Regions from separate parts of the Homo sapiens genome. Here region 1 is linked to region 2. Evidence: chromatin loops called from intact Hi-C (ENCODE). Cell type or tissue: ascending aorta. All regions are shown on one strand. Each heading gives the region's core, and the rest is flanking DNA. Links, peaks and the distances in the headings are about the cores only.

Evidence for each region. Hi-C counts contacts between places; a loop is a spot of excess contacts. Peaks named below come from ENCODE experiments on the same cell type or tissue, not always from the same donor. Only the 100,000 strongest peaks of a DNase experiment are listed, where the experiment ranks them.
Region 1: a loop joins it to region 2, with 2.1 times the contacts of the local background. A loop is called at or near these places in 2 of 110 quality-filtered maps.

The regions. Positions count from the first base shown.
Region 1 is chr3:11,318,746-11,327,077 of GRCh38, forward strand. The region is part of intron 9 of ATG7 (autophagy related 7); the gene reads left to right. Among named protein-coding and RNA genes, the nearest start is that of ATG7, 51 kb to the left of the region's middle. In ascending aorta, for the core only: no CTCF peak of the experiment used is centred there; no DNase peak of the experiment used is centred there; H3K27ac peaks cover 1,879 bases.
Region 2 is chr3:11,133,618-11,141,949 of GRCh38, forward strand. It overlaps LOC105376951 (a long non-coding RNA gene), which reads right to left. Exons shown (of 5, transcript XR_940593.2): 5 at 7,755-8,081. It also overlaps a transcript of HRH1 not described here. Among named protein-coding and RNA genes, the nearest start is that of HRH1, 17 kb to the right of the region's middle. RefSeq lists enhancers at 2,986-4,185, 6,892-6,961, 6,982-7,031. In ascending aorta, for the core only: no CTCF peak of the experiment used is centred there; DNase peaks (open chromatin) are centred at 2,684, 3,444, 3,964 and 6,844; H3K4me3 peaks cover 969 bases; H3K27ac peaks cover 2,435 bases.

The DNA.
Region 1 (8,332 bases), core at 29-8,028, 190 kb after region 2:
TGCTCTGGCTACCCCTGTGCCCTCCAAATGCCGCAGCTTCCCCCATCTCTCTGCCTGCAGACATCTCTCTGTCTCCCTTCTGTCACCTGGCTGCTGCCTCACCTACCTTTCTGATTCATTACCCCAGGAAGCACTGGCTGATTGCTTGCGCCATTTCATTTCTCTCTTCTGTGTTCTGGTAGCAGCCTCCTTCCTAGCACTGACTAGTCTCCAAAGTAATTGTTGATTTGCTTTTCTGCCTGCCCCATATCCCCAGCCTGTGAGCAACTTTAGCACAGAATCTTGTTTGTCCCCACTCTGCGTCCTCAACATTTAGTGCAATGCTGGACACTTAAGAGACACATGATGTGAGAATGCTGAGAGGAAAGAGAGAGAATTGTGGACTGGTATGAAAATTAAAGAAGGCTTTTGCCGGGGGCAGGGCCGAACCCTAGAGAAATAATTTCTAGACATCATTTTCAGTGGTTCTTGCTTTTATTGCATTAACCTTGTTCACTCTCTTTAGCATGATTCCAGTTTCCCTTCGAGCCACGACATTTCCTTGAAGGTTTTCACCCTCTTTTTTCAAAAATAGGCATTCTTTTCAGTATGAAATCCTGCACTTGTGTTCTGGCTTCATGTTTTACTTGATTCTGCCCCCTCCTCCTCCTACCAGCACTTTGTTCCCTGAAAAGTCACTGCTGCTCTTTGAGCCCTGTGTCCTCATGTGTAGGATGGAGAAATGTTGGAATCCCTCTGAGTTTCTCTCTTCAACCTGTTTCTCTTCTGGGTTATCTCATTGTGCCTACAACTCCAGAAACCATTTCCTCCCAAGTAATTCAATTTTCTCTCACCGGCCTGAACCTCCCTCTGGACCCCGGGCCATATTATCCAGCCACCTGCTTGCCTCCTTCTGCACCTTACAATCTTTGCCCCAAGGCTGGTCCTTTTCTGGCTTCATTGGCTCAGAATGATGCTGCTTCTATCCAGTCACACAAGCCAGAAATCTGGTTATCCTACCGGACAGCTGTCTTCCCCCTACCACCCCTGTGTCTTGTGGATTTCATGTCCTGAATGTCTCTCAGCCTACCACCTTGCGTTTCTTCTGCCACCACCTCAATCTCTGCTATACTGCAGCAGCTTCCTAACAAGCCTCCTTGTATCTACTGTGGGCCTCTCCAGTTCATTCCCATATCATCCCCACAGTTTTCCTTAGAAAAGCAGATCTGATCGTGTCCCTATCATAATGAAACACCTGAATGTCTTCTTCCCTGTGCTCTAAGAGTAGGGGCTAAATTCTTTAATACGGCCTACAAGAGTCTGTGTGGCCTGGCCCCTGTGGGCATCCAGCCCCAAGTCATTCCGTGTTCCCTGCCACAGGGCTTTTGCATGCACCTTTTGCCTGGAACTCTCTTCTCTCTCTTTTCTTTACTTCTACCCCTCCCTCCCCCTACCTCCCCTTTGCTCCGTTAAGTGCTCACTCTTTCAAGGAAACCTTCCCTGACCTCTATAAAAAGGTTTATTCCTTCTGTTGCGAGCTCTCATAGCACTGTGCATCCCTTCTTCTTTTTTTTTTTTGAGATGGAGTTTCACTCTTTGTTGCCCAGGCTGGAGTACAATGGCATGATGTTGGCTCACTGCAACCTCCGCCTCCTGGGTCCAAGTGATTCCTCCTGCCTCAGCCTCCTGAGTAGCTGAGATTACAGGCATACGCCACCACACCTGGCTAATTTTTTTATCTTTAGTAGAGATGGGGTTTCGCCATGTTGGCCGGGCCAGTCTCGTACTCCTGACCTCAGGTGATCCACCCACCACAGCCTCCCAAAGTGCTGGGATTACAGGCGTGAACCACCACACCTGGTCCATAATTTTACATTTTCTTGAGTGATCTTTGATTAATATATTTTTCTCCCATTTAAATGTAAGCTCTACCAGGACAGGTACCCTATCTTTGATTTCCCACCATTGTGTCTGCATCCCATGGCATCATGCCTGGTGTGTAAAATGCAATGGAAGGATGAATTCATGCATAAATGAGTTGTGAAGACTGGAGATTGCTCATGGGAAGCACCTGGGTCAGTGCCTGGCACACAGTAGGCCTTCAGTGAGTAGAGGGTAGCTCTTATTATTAGTTCATTGTAAGTGTTCTCTTTAATGTGAGCATTCTGTTGTCTGGTTAAGGCCACGTATTTTACAAAGACTTTCCCAAATTGTCTGTACACCTCAATTTATGTCTAATGAGTTACACACATGGTTACTGGCGTGACAGGAGACAGAATACAGGGGAGGTATATGATCTGCATGGCTGATTCAGAGCAGGGGTTCTTAATTTGGAGTAGGGTGCAGATGCGTAATGTCTGGGAATGTTTTGGAAGTAATGGATCCTCACCCTAGAAAAATCCACATGTGCACACAGTTCTGCGTCTAATGTCAGAGACGCACAGAGTGCTGACATGCTTGGAGGAAGATGAAGGAAAAGACAGGAGTTAGCCTGCCTAGTGGGGAGCCTATGGATTGTTAAGGTCAGGAGGTGAATGAGTCCTCTTTGTTCCAAGTCAGAGTGGGAGCTTTGCATGTGGAGGTACTGTTCACTTGTGTGTGAAGCCTTGGCTGACTATGAGAGAGTGGGTACCTGCCCCTGAAGAGGACACATTGCCAGCCACCAACAGCTGGGACTGCCATGGTCTCAGTTTTGACCGTGACCAGCATGCAGCTGGTCACTCATACATGTTATCACTTATCCTTACATGCCCTGCAAAGTGAGAAGTGTTGTCTGCATTTTACAGATGAGATGAATGGAAAAGAGACTAGGGAATGGAAGCCTCTTCAAATGTGAATGATCTTACCTCCTACAGTGAGAATGCTTCCTATAGTGAAAAAGGAAGCAGCCATTTTTTTTCTGCTCAGCTCACAATGTGTTGGGGTAGAGTAGGAAGGCCAGACTTCAGTTCCCAACAGCTTAATGGGTCGAACCCTCTGAGCCTCAGTTTCCTCAGTGTGTATAAGCATACAGTAACAACACCCCCTTCCTTGTAGGTGGCTGTGAGAACTAAGAATCATTAAGTTTCACTCACATGTTCTAATTGTTCCCACTATATTTTCTTAGAATGTTTTTCAGTTTTCATTTTCAAAGGAAAATTTTCTTTGATTAACCCCAGTTTCCAGCTATTCCATAAAAATGGAGTTTTAAGGTCCCGAGTCACACAGCCAACTCTGCCTTTACCAAAGGAAGGCATAAGAGAAGCCCCTCCTGAGATTGGCAGGGTTGCCAGTTCAGCAGCCCCCGGGACATCCAAGAAAGTTTTACCAGTTCACTGATGGTATTGTCTTTAAATGAAAGCTCAAAAGCAAATGCGCCTGTGATTGGTTTCATCTCACTTCTTGGGTGATGTATGGTTGTTACTGTGATTGCTTAATGCTGGAGTTCTTTGTCATTTATAGTTAAAAATACCTGTTATAACCCAATACATGTCTTTGAATCTGCACCCACACATACACATAACAAAACAAGACTTTTGCAAAATAATGCTTTCCTTTTTCTGTTTTATCTTTTTGAAAAATTCTAGTTGTGACCCAGTAAATGATTTAAGAATCGCAAATAGCTCACCACCTGCAGTTTGAAAAATGCTTTGTGACCATTTTATGACCATTTTGGAAATACTGGCAAATAAATGAACTGTACTAGGTGAGGTTCCATTCATTAGTTTTACTTCCAGCTATATATCTCTGTTTTTAAAATGTCGCAAAGGTTTTCAGCTATTCTTTTACATTTTTAGGTTTTTTTAATATACAAACTTTTTGTATATTTCCTTTTAATCCTGTGCATTTTTTAAAACTAAGATTGTACAGTATTTTGTTTTATTGTAGCATTTTAGCATAATAGTATTATATTCTACACAACATCCTTTTTAATGGATGTATGATAGTATTTTTACCAAGGTTTTGACATTTATATTTCTCATAATTTTTTCACTATTAGGACTGCTTTGTGCATCAAATTTTTCCTCTTTTTCCTCTCCTTATCCCCTGTAGTTTTAATTATTTCCATAGAAAAGATGTCTAGATGCGGAATTACTGCGTTACAGAGTTTGAGGCTGAGCGTGGTGGCTCACGCCTGTAATCCCAGCACTCTGGGAGACCTAGGTGAGAGGATTGTTTGAGGCCAGGAGTTCAAGACCAGCATGGGCAACATAGCAGGGCTCTGTCTCTACAAAAAATTTAAAAATTAGCTAGGTGTGGTGGCACACACTTGTAGTCCAAGATACTCTGAAGGCTGAGGCAGGAAGATTCCTTGAGCCCAGGAATTTGAGTCTGCAGTGAACTGTGATCGTGCCACTGCACTCTAGCCTGGGCAACAGAATGAAACTGTCAAAAAAAAAAGTTAGAACATGTTAAGGTTCATAATCAGTGGTGTGCTGGTAAATGTTTAACAGCCAGCTCTTGTGAGGTAGGAATAGTCCTGTTTTTGTAGTGTTTTCTTACTTGTATGGTACCAGTACTACCACCATGGCCAATTGCAGGCTACCAGTGTGAAGTCCTGGAATGCCGAATTGAAAAGAGACATTAACAGTTGGCTCCCAGAAAAGCCTGTATGGGCCAACTCCAGCACAACACTGCTTATCATAAATGTTTCCCCAAGACCCTGCCAGCTTCCCTCCTACCAGCTGTGTACCCTTACCAGGATCAGATGTTGTAGTATTGTACACATGTGTTAGGTTGAAAATGGGCCTTAAGTTCTTCTCTCAATGAAATGTGGATTCCACAGTCGCACTCCATTGCTACAACAGATCACCATCTTTCAGGCCAGTTCTTGTGATTACATTAAAAATAGCTCATAACATTGTCCCATTACCAATCTTTTGGGGAAGGTTACTTGACTCTTCTACTTCATTCAGAGCAGTTATTGAAGATTGAATGTTTGGGAAATGTTGTGTAATTTCAACAACATTAGCCTTTAATTCTAGGGCTTTAAAATCTGTGGACAAGAGCAATAGCCAAGGAGCAACAATTTATATGCTGTTAGTTGGGCTCTTTCTTCACTTAGTGATCTCTCCGCATCTTGGCAGCTGTCTGTGACTTTGAAGTGCATTAGGTATTTCAGTTTTTTCCCCCATACTTTAAAAACGTGTAATCTCCTTTGTGCATTTCCTGTTATATCAAGTGTTTGAGTTCTAAAGACAGCCATTTGTTAGATTAGCATGTTTTATGGGATCATTGTGGAAAATGTTCTTGCTGAAGACAAGCAAGTTGGCAATTTTGCCCTCTTTTCTTTCTCACAGTGTACTTTTTCAGCAAATTGCTTGGCAGACTGATCATGACTGAATCATTTCAATGAATTGTATGCTCTCAGCCAAGTAGAAAGGAACATTTATTTCATAAAGCTTCTAAACAAAGTTTTTCTTCAGTTACGTTGAGCTTCTTTCTGCTGATTTGTATTACAAAAGGAAGTGATTTGCCCAAGTTCGCACAATTAATTTGTGGCAAAGCCAGTTCTAAAACCAGAACTCCTAGTCAGTGATTATTTATGAAAAATATTTTTTAAAAAATTCTGTTTAACCGTAGTATAAGCTGGCTTACCTAGCATTGTGCCAACTAATCATTCCTCCAATGATTAAGATAGATTCTGAGTTGATTCCTAAAGCACTTAAAGATTTTGGGGTCACTTTTGAATCATCAAAGAAAGATTAAATGATGTTCAGCTTAGTGTTAAATGGATTTTGTCATTTTCCTATTCGACGCCTGCCTTCTGCACTTATGCCTCATATGGGTAGGAAAGTTACCTTAAACCATTTTCAAGCTGACCTGCTTTTATGGGTAAGTGGTAGATTTTCCTCCTTAGCAGATCATTCCTGCTCTCTATAGCCCATGTTAGGTCAGGTTGCTCTAAGAAACTTATTCCTAGTCTTTTCTGCTCAAAAAAAGATTTTTTTTTCACTATTCTACCCCATTGCCTTTGTCCTTAGGGTAAGAAATATGCTTATTCTTTGAAATTAAGCATCCACTTGTAGCATCTAACATAATATTCTAGTTTATATAATTTAGATATCATTTAGTTCCAACTCTACATTTGCACATGATAAAGCCTAGACCCCGAGAATATTTGATAGACTAGAACTTATCCCTTTCTTTTCTTTGCCAGTTAAGAAAAAATAACCTTGAAACTGAAGACAGCTAACTATGTACAGTCACATGCCACATGATGTTTCAGTCAACAATGGACCACATATACGGCAGTGGTTCCATAAGATTATAATACTGTATTTTTACTATACCTTCTATGTGTTTAGATTTGTTCAGATACACAAATACCATTGTGTTACAGTTACCTACAGTATTAAGTATGGTCACATGCTCTCCAGGTTTCTAGCCTAGGAACAACAAGCTATACCAGGTAGCCCAGGTGTGGTGTAGTAGGCTATACAATCTAGGTTTGTGTAAGAACACTCTGTGATGTTGGTATGACGGTGAAATTGCCTAACGATGCATTTTTCAGAGTGCATCCCCATCGTTAAGCATGACTGTCATGGTGGTGGATTGGACTGAACAAAGAGGTCAATGAAGTTACTGCAAGACAGTGTATTTATGTTGCTTTTGTTGTTACTATTTGTTAAGCGCTGGCCTCATTCTCAGTTTCTGTGCTAAGTGCAGTTAAGAATTATCCTATAGGCCAGGCGTGGTGGCTCACGCCTGTAATCACAGCACTTTGGGAGGCCAAGGTGGGCAGATCACCTGAGGTCCGGAGTTCGTGACCAGCCTGACCAACATGGTGAAATTCTGTCTCTACTAAAAATACAAAATTAGCCGGGTGTGGTGGCGCATGCCTGTAATCCCAGCTACTCGGGAGGCTGAGGCAGGAGAATTGCTTGAACCCAGGAGGTGGAGGTTATGGTGAGCTGAGATCGTGCCATTGCATTCCAGCCTGGGCAACAGGGGCGAAACTACATCTCAAAAAAAAAAAAAAATTTTATCCTATAGATGAGAAAATTAAGGCATAGAGAAGTTAAGTAAATTGCTAAAGGTTACACAAGAGCAAGTGATCCAGAATGTTTGATTAAGGGCCCAGGTTTATGAAGTCATTTGCAAATTGTAACTCAGTGTCTCTGTAGGAACGGCATTTTCTAGATTGATACTGCCTAGGTTCTTCCTAAGTAACCCATTTAATAGCCTTTGTGTGTTTTTTGTTGTTGTTTTTCCTTTGCTGGTTTGAATACCCTTTAGATACTCTGTAAGATTGAGCTTTGATATAGTCTGTGTTGTTTTGTGACCTATAGGGTATTTTCTTCTTAAACATTCTCTAAAGTTCTATGATTCTGGAGCCTGAAGAAATCCTTTGAGATGAAAGGTTCAACCCCTTCATCTTGCAGGAGAGAAAGGAACTTCCCCCAATGTCTTAGGATCAGTTAGCTGCAGAATTAAAACACATACCTGCTTACTGTTAAGCAAGTGAGTTTTTCACTACATCAGGCCATTTTCTAATTGTAAGCTGTTTCAATGTTTTGGAAGTAGAAATGCTAGTTTCTCCCTTCTCCCCCTTTTTACACTTGATAGAGTTGTAAATGCTGTTTTTTTTTTGTTGTTGTTGTTTTGTTTTTGAGACAGAGTCTTGCTTTGTCACCCAGGCTGGAGTGCAGTGGCCCGATCTTGGCTCACTGCAACCTCCACCTCCCGGGTTCACACCATTCTCCTGCCTCAGTCTCCCGAGTAGCTGGGACTACAGGTGCCCGCCATCATGCCCGGCTAATTTTTTGTATTTTTAGTAGAGATGGGGTTTCACTGTGTTAGCCAGGATGGTCTTGATCTCCTGACCTTGTGATCCACCCGCCTCTGCCTTCCAGAGTGCTGGGATTACAGGCGTGAGCCACTGCACCCGGCCTAGAGTTGTAAATGCTTTTTATGAATAAAAGCAATGTGAAGTTGAAGCGACGATTGCTAAATAAATGTAGTTGTGTGGCAGACGCTATCTGTCATGATTGGCAGAGGGGAGCAAAATAAAAAGATGTCCCTGATGGAAGAGTAGCAGGTGGGGTGGCCACATGGACCAGAAGAGCTCAAGGAAGACAACTTCTTAATTCGGTGGAAGCCCTGGACTGGAAATCTTGTTCTCAGAGTTCTCTCACTTCTCATCCGAAGCCCTCTTTTTTTAAATCTTACTTTCACATTCTCACCTAGGAGAATCCCAGGGTTAAAATGCCATGAGACCCTGTAATGTTGAGAAAGGAAAGAAGGAAGGAAAAGGAACTTGCTGAGATGCTGCATCACAGTTTTGTATGGAAGCTTCAGGTCTGCGTCAGTCAGGCATCACTTTTCCTGCTCTAGCTGCCTCCCAGGATCCCTGCTCAAGATCTTTGCAGAG
Region 2 (8,332 bases), core at 36-8,035:
TCAGAAGCCAGGCGCAGTGGCTCACGCCTATAATCCCAGCACTTTGGGAGGCCAAGGTGGGCAGATCACTTGAGGTCAGGAGTTTGAGACCAGCCTGGCCAACATGGTGAAACCCCATCTATACTAAAACTACAGAAATTAGCTGGGCATGGTGGTGGGCACCTGTAATCCCACTTACTCGAGAGGCTGAGGCAGAAGAATCATAGTGAGCCACGATTGTGCCATTGCACTCCAGCCTGGGCGACAGAATGAGACTCCGTCTCAAAAAAACAATAAAAATAAAAACAATTGTATTATTAGTCAGAATTCAAGTGAGAGGACGAGGCTAGAGACGTAAATGTGAGAGCCACATGTAAATGATATTGCAAGCAATGAGACTGGGTGAAATTACCAAGAGAGTGAGCACAGATGGATAAGAGAAGAGGATGGAGAACTGAGCCTCGGGTCATCCCAACATTAAGAGGTTGGGGAGAGGAGAGAAAAGACAGACGGTGAGACCAGTGAGGTAGTAGGAAAACCAAGAGAGCATGAGGCCTGAAATCAAACAAAGCAAGGGCAGTCAACTGTGCCAAGCCCAGTAGGACAAGGACTGAGACTTGACCATGGATCTTGCCATGTGGAGGCCATTGGTGACCTGGATGAAGGGCACCAGTAGAGCAGTGGGAGCGAATGCCTGATTGGAATGTGTTTAAGAAAAATGGGAGGGAGGAACTGGAGAAACTGAGGACGGACAGCTCTTTGGAAGAGTTTTGCTGCAAAAGGGAGAGTGGTGGTTTGTGGCTTGGTGGCCCACAAAGAATCTCATCTCTTGGTATTCAAGTCCTTGTGCAGTTTCCTCCCCTTGAATCTGGGCTCTCCCTGTGATTTGCTTTAACCAATAGAATCTGGCAGAAGCAACACTGTGTCAGTTCTGACCTAAAACTTAACAAGGGTTTTTGTTGGTGGTATTGTTGTTGTTATTTCAAAGATGGGAGAAATAGTAGCATTGTGTACGCTTGATGAGAATGATCCAGAGGAGGTAAAAAATGATGCTGTGGCAAGAGGGACAATCGCTGGAGAGATGTCCTTGAGCAAATGAAAGGGGCAGGGTCTAGGGCACAAGTACAGATACATAAGTGCACCATCAATTCATCTCTAGTGAAGCGTGTGGGTGGAGATGCTGGTGGGCGGGGAGGTGTGTGGTGGGGTCTCAGGACATTCTGATTGCTTCCATTATCTCAGTGAATAGGAAGCAGACAGGACAGGAGAGGAGGCATTAAGGGTTTAGGGGAGGAGAGGAGTCAAACGGTCCCTAGCAGAGCTGGAGAGAGAATGACTAGGGAGGCAGAGTATAATTGCTAGGCAGCATTGAGAGTGCTCTCAACATTCAAGGTCATGACTCAAGTGAACACAGTCAAAATGGTTGTGAAACACCATGTGAAAAACATGGCTTTTCTCTAGGCATGTTCTGCTGCATGGGGGTAAGGCAGGGTTGGCAGAAAGTGGGATACATTATGACCAGAGTGGTGGCTTAGCCAAGCAAGTTGGAAAACATCGATAATAAATGAGGAAATAAAGAACCTGGGAACATGTAATTCAGATTAAAAGCTCAAGACCAGGGGCAAAATTAGAAAGCAGAGGGAGGGAGAAAGAAGGAGAGGGGGAGAGAGTAGAAGAAAAAAAAGAAGGAAATGTGGTCATGTTTTACATTGGTTTTTGTTTTGTTTTGTTTTGTTTTTGAGAGAGACAGAGATAGAGTTTCGCTCTTGTTGCCCAGGCTGGAGTGCAATGGTGCGATCTTTGCTCACCGCAGCCTCCGCCTCCTGGGTTCAAACAATCCTCCTGCCTCTGCCTTTGCCTCCTGAGTGGCTGGGATTACAGGCACCTGCCACCACGCCAGCTAATTTTTTGTATTTTTAGTAGAGGCGGGGTTTCACCATGTTGGCCAGGCTGGTCTAGAACTTCTGACCTCAGGTGAACGAGGCCTCCCAAAGTGCTGGGATTACAGGCCTCGTGAGCCACCATGCTCAGCCCTACATTGGTATGATTAGATAACTGTGCCTCAGTGTGCATGAGTTCCAGATCTTGTACAGAGAAAATGTTTTCATAGGAAGGGTAAGGAGGGGCCTGAAGCAGACATGGAGGTGACAACTGAAGCACCTCCCCCTGTCTCCACCCCACCCACAACAAAACCAGCTTTTTTTTTTTTTTTTTTTTTTTTTTTTTGAGACAGCGTCTGCTCTGTCACCAGGCTGGAGTGCAGTGGCATGATCTCGGCTCACTGCAACCTCCACCTCCTGGGTTCAAGCGATTCTCCTGCCTCAGCCTCCTGAGTAGCTGGGATTACAGGTGCCCACCACCACACCCGGCTAATTTTTTGTATTTTTAGTAGAGACGGGGTTTTGCCATGTTGGCCAGGCTGGTTGCAAACTCCTGACCTCAAGTGATCTGCCTGCCTTGGCCTCCCAAAGTGCTGGGATTATAGACGTGAGCCACTGTGCCCGGCCCTAAACCCAGCTCATTTTAAACATTGGTTTCAATTCCATTCACCCTATGATGGAGCATCCTGCCCCTCCCCGACAACTCCCATACACCACTGAGCCTCCCCTACCCCAGGTGCCTGCAAGCCCCTCAGAGACCAAGGCTGTGTGCCAGGGCTTTTCTCTCCCAGAACATCCTTGATAGCCACATTTAGAAAACAGTCGCCAGAATGGCCTCTGTATTGCCAGCAGTTTGGCAGTGGGAAAGCCAGCTTTTGGCTTCCAGACAGGAAAAGCAAGGCGTGCTGACCACACACAGCCTGCACCTCAGTGACCCTCTGGCCAGAGGCTGCCTTAGGATTCTGGGAGGAGAGCTAGACCTGGTTCCCTGCAGCAACACCTTGGGAGGTTAAAAAATACAGATGACTGGGTCTCTACCCCAACCCAGCAGTAGGATCCAGGGATCCTTATTTCTAACAAACTCCCCCGATGATTCCAACACACGTCAAGGCTGGAAGCAACCGATTCGTTTCTTTGGGCCTCAGTTTCCCCATCCAACTTAAAACTCACACAGGAGTCTAGATAATCTTCTTTGAGCCTCACGGCCATCTAAAAAAATGTCATTGTTCCCATTTTTGAGATGGGAAGAATGGAGGTTTATAGAGGCAAAGGGATGAAGGGGTGGGCCACATGGTCATTAGTCTTTTTCGGCGCTGGGGTTTGAAGATCCTAAGACGACCTAAGGAAGGCAGCTGAATCCGCCTTCCAAACCCCTGGGGTAGACTCAGGCTCTCACACACCCAGGAGAGTCATTTCTAGGCACATCTTCTCGGGTGACTCATGAGCACCAAGGCAGGCCTGTGTGTCCAAGCGCCTGCACAGGCAGAAGCGAGGCTCTTTCCCATAACCGGAACCCTTACCGTGCCCCTAGCAAACTCCCAGCTCCTGCCTGACAAGTTACTGCCTAACCCGTGACTTATTTCGGGAATCCCTGACGCATTTCTTTACCGTCCCTCATTTCAAAGCACACCATGCCGGCAGCACTTGGAGGTGGTATGTGCTGGGAAACTGACCAACAGTTTAGTCAGACTGAGTCACTTCAAGGAGGGGAGTGGAGACAGCAGTGGGTGCCAGATGACACGGAGCTGTCGGCTTCCGTGTGCATTTTCTTTTGATAGTAGCCGTAGAGAAGTTGTCCGCCAGGCAGCCCTCAATGGGATTTTTCATTTAAGAAAAATCACTCTGCTCGTGCACTGATGGAGAAATGAACTACAAGAAGCAAGCCCTGAGGTCTGGAGACAGGAAGCTACTGAAACCAGCCAGGTGAGAGGCAATTACCGCCTAGACTCCGCTGGGGCGTGGGGAAGAGAATGGAGGGGTGACGGGCTCTGGGGGCTGATTAGATGCTGGAATGATGGGGGACGAGTCACCAGGGACTGAGGTGGCTGATTGGATGCTGGAGTGATAGGGAGGAGTTACTGTGGGCTGTGGTGACTGATTGGATGGTGGCACAAGGTGGGAGGAGTCATCATGGGCTGTGATGGCTGATTGGATGGTGGAGTGATGGGGGAGGAGTCCAGTCAGCCCCCAGTGTTCTGGCTTGAGCGTCTGAGTTATTGATTGAGTCCTTCTTGAGGATGGGGAACAGCGACCGGAACGGACCCTGTTATCTTCAGATTCACATCCTCCACGCCTGGCACATAGCAGGCCATCTGTAAAGGTACTGAGGTACTAAGTTGTCCTCTTGAGTGAGGCCACTGATACACTTTCTTTTGTTATGGCGGGAGAGTATCTGGTGCTCTGGCTGAGGAACTAAGGTCCCTACCAGCCCAAAAGGAGCCCCAGTGTAAATTAGAAAAAGGCAGTACCCAGAGAATGGGAGAAAATATTTGCAACTCATATAGTACACCTGATACAGGTGTACTATCCAGAATACACAAGGAACTCTTTTTTTTTTGAGACGGAGTCTCCCTCTGTTGTCCAGGCTGGAGTGGAGTGTCGTGATCTCTGCTCACTGCAAGCTCCGTCTCCCAGGTTCACACCATTCTCCTGCCTCAGTCTCCCAAGTAGCTGGGACTACAGGCGCCCGCACCACGTTTGGCTATTTTTTTTTTTTTTTGTATTTTTAGTAGAGACGGGGTTTCACCGTGTTAGCCAGGATGGTCTCGATCTCCTGACCTTGTGATCTGCCCGCCTCGGCCTCCCAAAGTGCTAGGATTACAGGCGTGAGCCACCGCGCCCAGCCTAAACAAGGAACTCTTACAACTCAACACACACACACAAAAAACAACCCAGCCAAAAAATGGGTAAAGGACTTGAACAGACATTTCTCCAAAGATATACAGATGGCCAGCCACAATGAGGTACCACTTCACACTCACTAGGAGGGCTATAAGAAAATGGACAATAACAAATGTTGGCAAGGATGTGAAGACATTGGAGCCCTCAAACATTTCTAGATGGAATGTACCACGGTGCAGTTACTTTGGAAAACAGTTTGGCAAGTTCCTCAAAAAGTTAATCGTGGGATTACCATATGATCCAACAAGACCATCCCCTGGTATATACCCAGAAAAATGGAAAACATCTGTTCACACAAAAACTTGTACAAGAATGTTCATAGCTGAATTTTTTTTTTTTTTTTTTTGAGTGCAGTGGCATGATCACAGCTCACTGCAGCCTCCATCTCCCAGGCTCAAGCAATCCTCCCACCTCGGCCTCCCAAGTAGCTGGGACTACAAGTGTACACCACCATGTCCGCCCAAATTTTTCATTTTTTATAGAGACAGGGTTTTGCCATGTTGCCCAAGCTGGTGTCAAACTCCTGGGCTCAAACAATCCTCCCACCTCAGCCTCCCAAAGTGCTGGGATTACAGATGTGAGCCACTGTGCCTGGCCATAGCTGCATTGTTCTTTTTTTTTTTTTTTTAGAAAGAATTTTGCTCTTGTTGCCCAGGCTAGAGTGCAATGGTGCGATCTCGGCTCACTGCAGCCTCTGCCTCCCAGGTTCAAGTGATTCTCCTGCCTCAGCCTCCCAAGTAGCTGGGATTACAGGCATGCGCCACCATGCCCGGCTAATTTTGTATTTTTAGTAGAGATGAGGTTTCACCATGTTGGCCAGGCTGGTTTCGAACCCCTGACTTCAGGTGATCCACCTGCCTCAGCTTCCCAGAATACTGGGATTACAGGAACGAGCCGCCCGCCTTTTTTTTTTTTATTTTGAGGTGGAATCTTGCTCTGTTACCCAGGCTGGAGTGCAGTGGTGCAATCTCGGCTCACTGCGACCTCCGCCTCCCGGGTTCAAGCAATTCTCCTGCCTCAGCTTCCCGAGTAGCTGGGATTACAGGCGCCTGCCACCACGCCCAGCTAATTTTTATATATTTGGTAGAGACAAGGTTTCACCGTGTTGGCAAAGCTGATCTAGAACTCCTGACCTCAGGTGATCCGCCCACCTCAGCCTCCCAAAGTGCTGGGATTTCAGGCGTGAGCCACCGTGACCCGCCTGTTCTTAACAGCCAGTGGATATAACCCATATGTCCATCAACTCATGAAGGGATACACAAATTGTGGAATATTCACACAATGCGATATTATCGAGCCATAAAAAGGAATGAAGTACAGACACATACCACAACATGGGTAAAACTTGAAAAGTTTTAATGCCAAATGAAAGAAGACAGTCACAGAAGACAGCAAATTATAGAACTCCATTCATATGAAAGTTCAGATTCATGGTCGCCAAGAGATGGGGAAAGGGGGGGAATTAGGAGTTATGGAGTTGTTTTTTGGGATGATGGAAATGTTCCGAAAACTGCTAGTGGTGATGGTTGCACAACATTGTGACTATACTAAAAGCACTGAACTTTATACTTTAAAGTGGTTTAAATGGTAGATTCTATGTTATGTGAATTTTAGCTCATAAAAAAAATTTTTTTTTAAAGAAAAGAAATAGGAAGCATTCCTTCTGGGCAGGTGCAGCCTTGCAGGCACATGGCTTAGTAAACAAAGGGCCGTCCGGATTTCAGTCCCTTTTGGCCTAGTGCCCATGTACAGTGAACGACCCGCGCAGCTGTTCTTAGCTGCCCTGCGATGGGACATAAAAGCTTCTGCCCACATTTGGACCTCTATCCACCCCATCTGACAGAGAGAAGTAGTGAAGATTGAATGCATTTGCTAAGGCTGGATGAAACCCCGCCCCTCCCCCAAGGAGAACTAAATCACAGGAATGATTTTCACCCAAGAAGCAAAATAAGCGCCTTCCTCCCTCCTTAGGCGTGGCAGTTGACTTTGGCCCCAATACCAAGACCTCTCATTCTGCACACACCCTCCAGCTGCAATTCCACCTAACACACCAAGGCTCTTCCACACACCCAGGCTTTCTCATTCTTTCCACTCCAGCTATGTTCACCTCTTTGCCCTCGTACACCCTGGGAGCCCCTAGGGACTCACTCTGTTTCCTCTCAAACCCTCCCAGGCACCATCCTCTCCCCGAAGCCACTTCCCCATTCTCAGAACCCTGCTCGCGGGTGACCTCTTCCTGAAACCTCCCTCAGAGGAGCCCTGCCTACCTCCTGTCATACCCTTAGCACTTGTAAAACACCCAGTTACTGGGTTTTACCTGAACTCTGCCACTTCTAGGCTGCTTGGCTCTGCAAGAATCACACAACTTCCCTGACCTCAGTGTCCCCATCTGTAAAGTGTACAGGGCCACGCTTACCTGCCAGGTGTGATTCCATGGAATTAGGGATGTATAAGGCTTTGTAAGTGCAAAGTGCCAAGCCCTTAAGATGGGTTGTTGCTTTTCATTATTACTGTACAGGCCCGTGTGTGTTTCTGTGCAGAGAAATACCACACATTATGCATAAGCATCTGAACTTTCTCCCCTTGATTAAGCAGGTGCTCAAGGGCAGGGAAGGTGTTTGTTGCCTTTGGAGTGTACCCTCTGTCATCCCAAGCTATGAGGCCCAAGTAGAAGCCAGAATCCAAAATTCCTCTCCCCATCCTGGGATCCCAGGGCCATATTTTGCCTAGAGTCATAGGTTTTTGAGCTTCTGTCTCTCAGATCTGACCATAAAATCCTTAAGGTCAGGGACTCTGCAGGGAAGAGACTTCACTCATTCTGAACCTCAGTTTCTTTGTCTGTAAAATGGGGATAATAAACTTACCTATCTCACAGCATTACTGGAAGGGTTAAATGAAAAATCACACACTATGCTCCCAATAAACGTCAGTAATGAATACAAGGGTGATGTATTTATTATCTGTTGCTGCATAATGAATCACCCCAACATGTAGTGGCTTAAAACAACAATAATAATTTATTGTCTTTTATAATTTGGGGGGTCAGGATTTCAGGAGCAGCTTAGCTGGGCAGTTTTAGCCTGCTATCTCTCATGAGGCTGGGGCTTCAGTCATCTGAAGGCTTGACTTGGCTGGAGGATCCACTTCCAATTGGTTCACTCACATGTCCCAAGTTGATGCTGGCTGTTGGTGGGAGGCATTGGTTCTCCTTCAAAAGAGCCTCTCCACAGAGCTTCTTGAGTGTCCTCACAACATGGCAGCTGGCTTCCCCCAGTAGGTGATATAAGAGACCAAAGTGGAAGCCACACTATCTTTCATGATCTAGATAGAGAAGTCACATACTGTCACTTCTGCAGTATTCTATTGGTCATGGAAATCAGCCCTAATTCAGTGTGGGTTACCCAAGAACATGAATACCAGAAAGTGTCAGGGCCATCCTGGACACAAGCTATCCTAGATGATGCTATGTACATTCTTCATGTGTGATCACGTGTAGGGCAACTAGAAAGTGACATAGCCAAGATTTGAATTCATGTCTGCCTAGCTCCTGTTCCCAGCTCTTAACACTGCCC